Regions from separate parts of the Mus musculus genome. Here region 2 is linked to region 1. The links are chromatin loops, found by intact Hi-C in ENCODE. Cell type or tissue: gastrocnemius. All regions are shown on one strand. Links, peaks and the distances in the headings refer to the core of each region. The heading gives the core; the rest is flanking DNA. Region 1 overlaps Gm32464 (a long non-coding RNA gene). Region 2 overlaps Crim1 (cysteine rich transmembrane BMP regulator 1 (chordin like)).

Region 1 (4,396 bases), core at 133-4,132:
GACCCAGGATCAAGCTGGAAGCCCATCCTACGGATGCTGTCAAGGTACAATCCACTTCTCACTTCAAAAGAAATAAGAGCTCCTTTATCCTGGAGCCAAATATGAGTGGCTGTGGATTAGGAGCACGGATCCTTGTAACCCCAAATGATATATTCCAATATGGAAACAATTTCATGACATTTTTATAGATGCAGAACAGTCATAAATCAAGACTTTTTTTTTTCAAATACGAGTATAGAAACTTGCCCTTCATCTTTGATGCTGGGGAAAGAGCCGCTGGCCTGCATTCCAGAAGGTTTTACCTGATAACCAGGGGATGTTAAGTCAGACCCAGAAGTGGGTAATTTATGGCTATAAAGGGGCGTGAAAACAGCTGCAAATAGTTTGGCTCTGGACCTGCAACATTCCAACTCTCCTAAATCGCAAAGTTCTTATCAAGCCGACTTACAGACTCTTTACCAGGGGTATTTCCCAGTTCAAGAAAGCCGAGTTCACAAACACTTCAGCTTTTTTGCTTCCTGTCCACTTCGGTAAACACAGCAAGGCCTTGCTGCGGAGGAGATTGGGAGTATAGTCCTTAGAATTCCAGAAAGTCTGCAATTGCAACATTGTGACTAGATTTCACCACAGTTGGTAGTTTCTTCCACCAGGAGTCACTTAGTGCCCCCGAGGTTGGTTTTCCTCTTTCCCATGGTGTGCTTTATATTAATTGAAATTTTGTTTTATTTTCATTTTTTTTTTCCTTTTTGAAATTCAAGATTCACGTTCCTGGGGGAGGTTTGGGCTTTCTGTGCCATTATCATGTCCCCTGGGCATTGCAAAACCTACTCACTTCCTCCTGCATGAGAAAATCCATGCCTGGTAATAGGACTGATTCAGAAAGCGAGACCGTGCCTCTGCATTTATCTGTATCCTACAGTTCATTTTCCAAGATCCCATTCCCTCTCTCAAAGTCAAAGTCAGACCCATCAACCCGGTTGTGCAGAGTGGCATCAGCAACTTTTTCTGGCTCCCAGTGTCTTTTACTTTTTAGCTCTTTACAGTGCAAAAGTTACTATTAGCGTTTGTGCTGTAGAAAACAGGCAGCTGTCATGGATTCGGTACATATGTCATGGTTTGCTGTCTCCTGTGGTAGACAGTGAGCTATTATTGTGGGTCCGTATGTTTTTTTTTCTGAACGCTAAGGAGGGAGAAGTTGTACCAGATGGTGGATATCAGGGAACTCCAAGGAGCCTCTTGCTCCATCTGAGCGACACCAGCGGCTCTGTGACCCTGGTGCAGGAGTGCGCGCTGTTTTACACTGAGTATGGGAGACAAAAATTATACTAATTTACCAAATTAGTATTTCTGATAGGATCGAAGCTGAAGGGTGCTCCACAGACATGTCAGGGCATTTTAAAAGTGCCATAAACATCTGTTCACTTAAGCTTGCCTCTGTTGAAGAATACCTATGGCACTGTAACAGCTAAGAAAGTCCGTGACTTAGAAATGATTCCCGTTCCTAAATTGAAAGTACCTGTGGGTCTCACTACCTTTCGTTGCTCATTACATCATTCCTTCCGTGATTAATCCATAGGTACTGGTTACCCACCATGTACCAAAGAGGGTACTCGACGCCAGGGACATGTGTTAATGAATCACTGTCCGTCCTGTCCAGCAGGGGGAGCCCGAGGACTAGAGGCGGTAACAGCCAAACCTACGCCTAAGACAACATGGCAGGTGCTGCTGTGTTATGGAGAACTACAATAAAAGAAAGGATTTGTTGTTGCTGTTGTTGTTGATGACATTAAACCTAAAATTTAGATATTCTTTGAAGGCACTAGAACGGTGGTAAAATCTCCAAAATAAATGGTAAGTAGACCAGAGGAGGCAGCATCTTAGACATTTAATGTCACAGGTATCCAGAGATTAGGAACCCAGGCCCAGCTGGCTGGAGGAGAGGCAGGCTAGTGAGCCCAGGAGATATGAGGTCTTAATTCATTATAAGGGCTTTGGATTATATTTTGAATGTGCCGAAGCTTCTGGAAGGTTTGGAGCAAAGGAGAGTTAGTCTCTGACTTTGATTTTAGGGACCCATTTCTAATCGCCTGGAAGAGAGCGCAGTAAGGCAGAGACAGCACCAGGAACAAGCCGGAGGCCGTAATTGTTCAAGGGACAGTTGTCAGTGGTGGGACAGAGAGAAGGCAACTGTTTGCACCTGGCTCCACAGGCTACCAGTAAGTCTGCCTTTAATTGTATCCATTTTCTGATCCTGGAGGGATCCAGTGTCATCTAATTGTCTATTTGAGGGTAGGTGCTGTTAGGCAAAGCCTCTTACAATGGAAAACACAGGCTAATTAAACTAGGATTTATTGTATAGCCTACTTTTATATCTCGAAATCTTGACAGAGCCTTGTTATTATCACTAATAAAGAGCCCTGGCTATAAATTAGGGTGACTTCATGAGGCAGCACTTCCTTTAATATTGAAGAGTTGATAGGCTCTATTTAGAGCTGAGTTATGTAGCACACTAATCTTTCAGCGGCGGCGAGCTTTCCAATGCTCCGCTGACGTCACCGGATTGCCTGCTTGCAACAGGAATGAACACAAACACACTCGACTGAATACCCAACACAGCGAGGCCACAGCTGCACCTCCCAAATCTAAGCTTGAGACGGAGCCCCAGTCAGTTGCGGGGAACGAGAGCCGAGCGGTGGATCTCAGCTCTTAAAATGAATACATTCAGAGTAAGTCAGGAGCCGCCAAACCTCTACGCCCACAATTGCCAACTTCTTCCCTAGGGGAGGGTTTAGTGGCAGAATAAAAGAGCTTATTACACCTTCTCTGTAACCTATCTCTTGGCCACCTTTTGAGCTTCATGTCAACACTAAGCTTGGATTTTTCCCCCTCCCCAACATTTATTAAATTCACTTGTTAGTTGATTTTTTTAAAAAAAATATTAGCTTCTTTTAAGTATAAAGGGATTTTTAAAATCAGAACAAATGGGTCCCCTTGTCAAGACTAATCTTGTATCTTCTCATAGTTACAACCTACAAAGAAAAGCAGGCAGACTTAAATTACTTTATAGTGTAATTAATTTTCACGCACACATCCACAGACTCATGCAACTACTATCCAGATAGAGAAATAACATATTTATAGAATTCCAGATAGTTCTACTCCCTACTAACCAATACTGGGAATCATACTGACCCCTCTGTCCATGGTTTTCCCATTTTTAAACTCCATACAAATAGACTCACATCACACATAATTACTCTGTCTCGACACCATACTTGATAGTGTGTGTGTGTGTGTGTGTGTGTGTGTGTGTGTGTGTGTGTGTGTGTGTAAATTCGTGAATGTGGTGACAGCCGCAAAGGTTCACATTTCTCAGCTACTTAGCATTGTGTTGTGTGACCATGCTACAGCTTATTTATCCACCGATGGACCTCAGAGTCTCTAGCTTTGGGCTGTGGGTAAAGTTGCCATGAACTTTCTCATGCATGCGCTTGGTGCACAAAAGCACTTGTTATGATGAATTGCTGCAGCAGAAGGTCTGTGTGTGCTGACTGTGTGTGTTTCTGTGTATTTCTGTGTGTGTGTGTGTGTTAAGCTTTCTATTATTGGGCAAGGAATAATTGGGGTCAGAAAGACAAAACACGTGCGACTGATGTGATAGAATGCTTAATTGAATTACTCAAAATTGTTTGGTTATTTTCACTCTTTTCTAAAAGCAGTGAAGAATCCCGAGGAGAAATCACCTCCTCACATCTCCTAGGCTGGTCTCAGCTGAGAAAAGCAAGCAAGCACAAGCAGGAAGTGATGCTGGCACACCCTGAATGTTCACCAAGAGTACACAAAGTGTGCCATGTAGATACTATGAAGTATCATTCAGCTGCCGAAAGAAGCAGCCCCACCACATGCTACAAGATGAACTGTGACAGCTCTATGCTAATGGAACCCCAGGAAGACCTGCATTTTATGGTCCAATTTTCCCAAGTTAGTAATAGAACCTTGTGGGTTAGAGAGACCACGCTAACAGCGCTGGCTGCTCTTCCAGAAGACCCAGGTTCGATCCATAGCACCCACGTGACAGCTCACAACCACCTATAACTCCAGTTTCACGGGATCTGACTCCCTCCCTGGCCTCCCTGGGCACTGTGTGAATACTCAGACTCCTAGGAAGCAGAATAGTGGTGCCCAGGGGGAGGGAGAGAAAAAACAAAACCTTTGGGTAATGGTGAAGAGTCTTATATTTGCAAGGAGAGAAAGCTGTCAAGATAACTTCTACAAAACAAAAACCAACACTATGCAACATATTTGAAGTGGTTAAGAAAGAAATAAACACAGAAAAGGATATATTTTAGAGTTGGGAACCCTTTTAAAATGAAAGTATATGACATCACTTCCTTCC
Region 2 (4,396 bases), core at 109-4,108, 110 kb after region 1:
AAAAAGCGCTAGTCCAAAGATCAATATAATCAAGTCAACCATTCAAAAATATGGAGAACCATTTCCACAGCTTTAGAATTTTCCTTGGTCTTTGGCTAATCGTTCACCGTAGCCTGTTCAGTCTGTGGTGGTTAATAACAGAAGCCACAGACAGCCGAGGAGTGTCCTAAGGACTGACCCCACACTAGCCCCAGAGTCACAAGCAGGTACCAGGCCAGCCCACTTTTACCTGTGCAAGACGGGCAGCACTGTCCGGAACGAATGGTGGGGTTGCCGCAGGCAGGCACGGGACAGGTGATGAGAGCGCACATTTCCTTTCCGTTGTGACAGTAGCATTCCCGGCAACCATCATGCCAGCTCTCCTCGTTCTTATGATGATGGCCATCCATGGACAGACATGTGCCTGACAGGACAGGTGGCCCGGCTGAAGGAGGGACCTCTGGACAGACAGAAGGCAGCCTGGTAAAGAAGCAGTTTTGGCACAGGAGAAACAGTTTGTTGTGCCCAGTCACCAAAACGACACTCAGGGAGGACAGTCAGTGGCACAGGAAAGGCTGGGGGGTGGGGGGAGAATTTAAATCATCAGGTCCCCAATTTTAAAAAACAAGAGAGAGAGAAAAGGAGTCTCCAAATATGGTTCCTACTGTGGGGTATTGCTGAGTGTTCAGCCTTTCAATTATTTTATGTAATAAGTACAACTTTTGAAATAGACATCATTAACTTTTTATATATGGAAGACTAATCACAGAAGTTTCATCCAATGGGAGAATTTGGGACCCCTTGTGACTACTAAATATTTGATTCATAAGATGGCTGAAATGATTGCTTATATTTTTGTTTATGGTGTGACTCCTTCAAAATACCATAAAAGTAACTGTTCAACTTTGAAAAAAAAAAGCATGCTACAGGAATCTTTTAATGTTTGCTTGTACATCATCTGACAATCACAACAAACCGCAATGGGGTGGAGGGTTTGGGAGAAGGGCTGGGGTTGAGATAAAGGTTGAAGACACACTGGGTGCACATTCGATGGCTTCAGGAATGTCACTGGAGGAAGACTCTGGTTCTGGGGTCACAGGGGATTTTTGCCTATTTATAGCTCTGGCCTGCTGTGTGCTTCTCAAAGCAAGTCTGAATTCTCATGAAAACCCTGTTGCTAGGGGATACCTAAGTGAGCAGGAGTTTAGATAAACTCACTCCTGAGGATGCCAAGATGAAGTTTCTTCCTGTACCAATCCCACTTCTGAAGAGAGTGGTCTCCTCTGTAAGGAGGCTGGGATACACTCTAGCTTTAGGCTGATGTTTCGAGACAAGCAAAAGCGAAGCTGGAAGAGGTGGTTAACTTGGTCATGTGCTATAAACCCTGTTCCAAGCCCTTTTAATTCTATGAAGGCAAAAGGGTGTCCTGTGGGAGGGTCCCACAGTGAGTGACATTTGTTTCAGAACAGACAGCAATCACTTAAAGCAGCCCATTCACCAGACCCCTTTCTGTCCTTTGTTACCACGCTGTGAGGAGGAAGGACTCACACTTACCTCGGCACTTGCAGATAAGACAGCCATGACTGTCCTGCTGGAAGCCCAAGGGGCAGATCTTGCTGCATGGCAGCTCTGGACATTTCTTACACCGACAGATGTCACAGCCATGCTTATTCTTCCTGGGTAATTAAAATTTTGCCAGAGGTCAGAAAATCCAAAAGTTTCAAACGATGCCCAGGTACTCAGACCATGGGTCAATGCTATCACCACTTAAGCAGAGATGATGGTACATCTGCATTTCGAATTCCAAGGTGAGTTATAATTAGCCTCACGACCGAGGTTTAGAACTGCCCAAGCATTTATATGCTTTTGGGATGTGGCCATCCCCAGTGACACAGATGAGGGTTTAATTGGAAAGATGGTACCAGATCTAAAGGACGAACATGAAACGCCAGGGAACAGAAGAGTGTGAGATGTATTACTAGCCAATGTTGGGAAATTAACGTTCGAGGAATTTTGTTAGGGCTGTGGGCTTTCTCAAATGGCTGTATCCTTTGAGAAGTTCCATATGCTAGTAAAAACTTTAACTACTGAAATCTACATTAGACACAGGAGGCTGTAAGGACTTGGGGACCTGGGAAGTCTTCATAAATGTTAATGAAAGCCTTAGGCCAGCAAGGTTGTCTAGTGGACAAACAGGTAGTAGCCATCGAGGGTGAGGAGGTGAATTTGACTCCCAGATCCCACGTGGTGAAGGAAGGAAACTAAGTAGGCTGTTTTACACAATGCACATTACAGCATGTACACAAGACCCATGTACACATATAAATAAGTAAGTAAATGTGTATATACTGAGAAGGACTACAAACCTGGTCCTGGAGGCTATTAATTATTAATTGGTTGCTTTATTAGGGCTGGAGGATACTGTATTTTGTATCAGCAGTTAAGTTATAAAATGATTATATCTTTAACTTTATTTTTTTACTTTGTGTGTGTGTCTACCATGTGAGTACAATTTCCCCCAGAGGGCAGAAAGAGCGGCAGATCCCTGGAGCTGGAATGACAGGAAGCCAGGCCCTGTTCATGCTCACCAGGCGAGCATACGTGTTCTTAAGCATCGAGCCTTGTTTCCAGCCTTAGTAATTATATCTTGATTGGTATCACACCCATGTCTTACAATTAAGAATAGTGATGACTAATGCTTGGAATCTTTTTCTTCTGAGACAGGGTCTCATGCAATCCAGGCTGGCTCTGGACTAAAGACGTAGCCTCCGCCTTCTGAGCGCTGGCTGCTACCCCAGCGCACCTTTAACACCTTCATACAGAAAGTCAGAACTTGATTGCATTTGGAAACAAAGCTTTTTTGCTCTTTTCTGAATTCTCTAACAAAAAACAGTATGGCTCTCCTCAAATCATACTACCACTGGCTCATTCAAACACATACAAAACAGCTCCCAACACAGACATGACCACGTTAGCAAGTTACACTTAATTTCTAAATTTACAAAAAAAAAAATATTGACAAATACGTACAGGAATCCAAGCGGACAAAACTTGTCGCACATTGTTGGTCTGCACTTCTTGGGCCGTGGGCGGCACTGACAGAGTTCACAGTTGTGCACATCGGTGAGGAAGCCAAAGGGACAGTCCAGGGTGCAGGCCCTTTTGAGGCCTAAGCAGAGTTCCTCCCCTGTGGAGACACACAGACGCCATGTTTCTTCCAAGACAACAGACCAGATTCCATCACGGCTTCAATGCCTGCCCTGAATCCTCCCATTTTAAACAGAGTTAAACTTCAGTTCTACCACAGCATCAGCCACAGTTAACAGGTATGGATGGTGCTATTTCACAGTTCTCACAACATGGCTCCAAGTTCTGGTGAGTCCAACTCTGAAATGGAATTCTGAGGCCTAATTGAATCTGCTAGGCCTAGGACAGGGAGTAGGCTGGCCACCATTGATAAGCATTGACTGGGTGCAGTTTACATGATTTGGCTTAATTAAGTCACCTTAAACTGATGGTGATGATTTATGGTAACCTATGGCAATCAGTAGTTTGCAGTCCAGATTTGTCTCAGACATTTACTGTGTGCCATCAGAGCTAAGACATCTGTGTGAATGCTCACAGTATACTTGCTGTTAGCAGGGGAGCAGGTGGCATCACAGAACACTGAACGCTGTATGTAGCATTTGGGACTTCTTACTTTCTTTGACAAAAGCCTGTCTGCTACGTGACAAAAAGCAAAACATCGGGGTTGTATTTAGCTATGTTTGCCCTACTGGACTGACAAAATATCCATGTGTTTAAATGCACTCAGCTGACAAAAATGTATGTATGAGAGGGAATATTCATATTAATATGTTACTAATGATGGTTTGAAATATTTAAGACAAACCTCTTTTGCAGAGTCTGGAGTGGCATTTGTCTTCTGCTAGTCAGTTATTGCATTCTTTTAGAAGTTAAAATGAACAGGCAGAAGCAATGTTGTCAAAAGAAACAACTGAAGACACAGCAATTTGAGAAGGTGATGCAGTTGAAGAGAAAACCAGAGAGAGTAGCGATGGCAAGGTCAGCAAACAAGCCTTAGGACAGAAGAGCAATTTGAGGCTGGTCCAAATGCAGGGTTTGAGAGAGAGAGAGGCAAGAACCCTGAGAGAGGAAGCTGCCACGGTGAGAATGGCGACCCTTGAACAACGTTTTGTAGAATGGTAAGGTATGGATCAACTAGTGTTGTGAGGTTGGCAAATGAACTGTTATTTTATTGGGGGTATCCCTGACATATAAATGCCATACTAATGCGCCAGTCGCTAGGGAAGCCACAACTCATTTGTCCTGTTCCACTGACAAGTCTTACAGCCTGAAATTAAACATGAACTCTAACTGATAGGTGAAATGGGTTCATATATTACATAGATACTTC

Evidence for each region. Peaks named below come from ENCODE experiments on the same cell type or tissue, not always from the same donor. Only the 100,000 strongest peaks of a DNase experiment are listed, where the experiment ranks them.
Region 2: it touches region 1 in a loop (2.1-fold over the local background); 1 of 42 quality-filtered maps calls a loop at or near these places.

What each region holds. Positions count from the first base shown.
Region 1 is chr17:78,452,572-78,456,967 of GRCm38, reverse strand. It overlaps Gm32464 (a long non-coding RNA gene), which reads left to right. Exons shown (of 5, transcript XR_876967.1): 4 at 1-44; 5 at 1,577-1,769. Among named protein-coding and RNA genes, the nearest start is that of Gm32464, 9.3 kb to the left of the region's middle. In gastrocnemius, for the core only: a CTCF peak has its summit at 1,657 (motif pointing right); a DNase peak (open chromatin) is centred at 1,660; H3K4me3 peaks cover 380 bases; H3K27ac peaks cover 821 bases.
Region 2 is chr17:78,343,120-78,347,515 of GRCm38, reverse strand. It overlaps Crim1 (cysteine rich transmembrane BMP regulator 1 (chordin like)), which reads right to left. Exons shown (of 17, transcript NM_015800.3): 9 at 3,010-3,166; 10 at 1,534-1,655; 11 at 230-439. Among named protein-coding and RNA genes, the nearest start is that of Gm52306, 10 kb to the right of the region's middle. In gastrocnemius, for the core only: no CTCF peak of the experiment used is centred there; no DNase peak of the experiment used is centred there.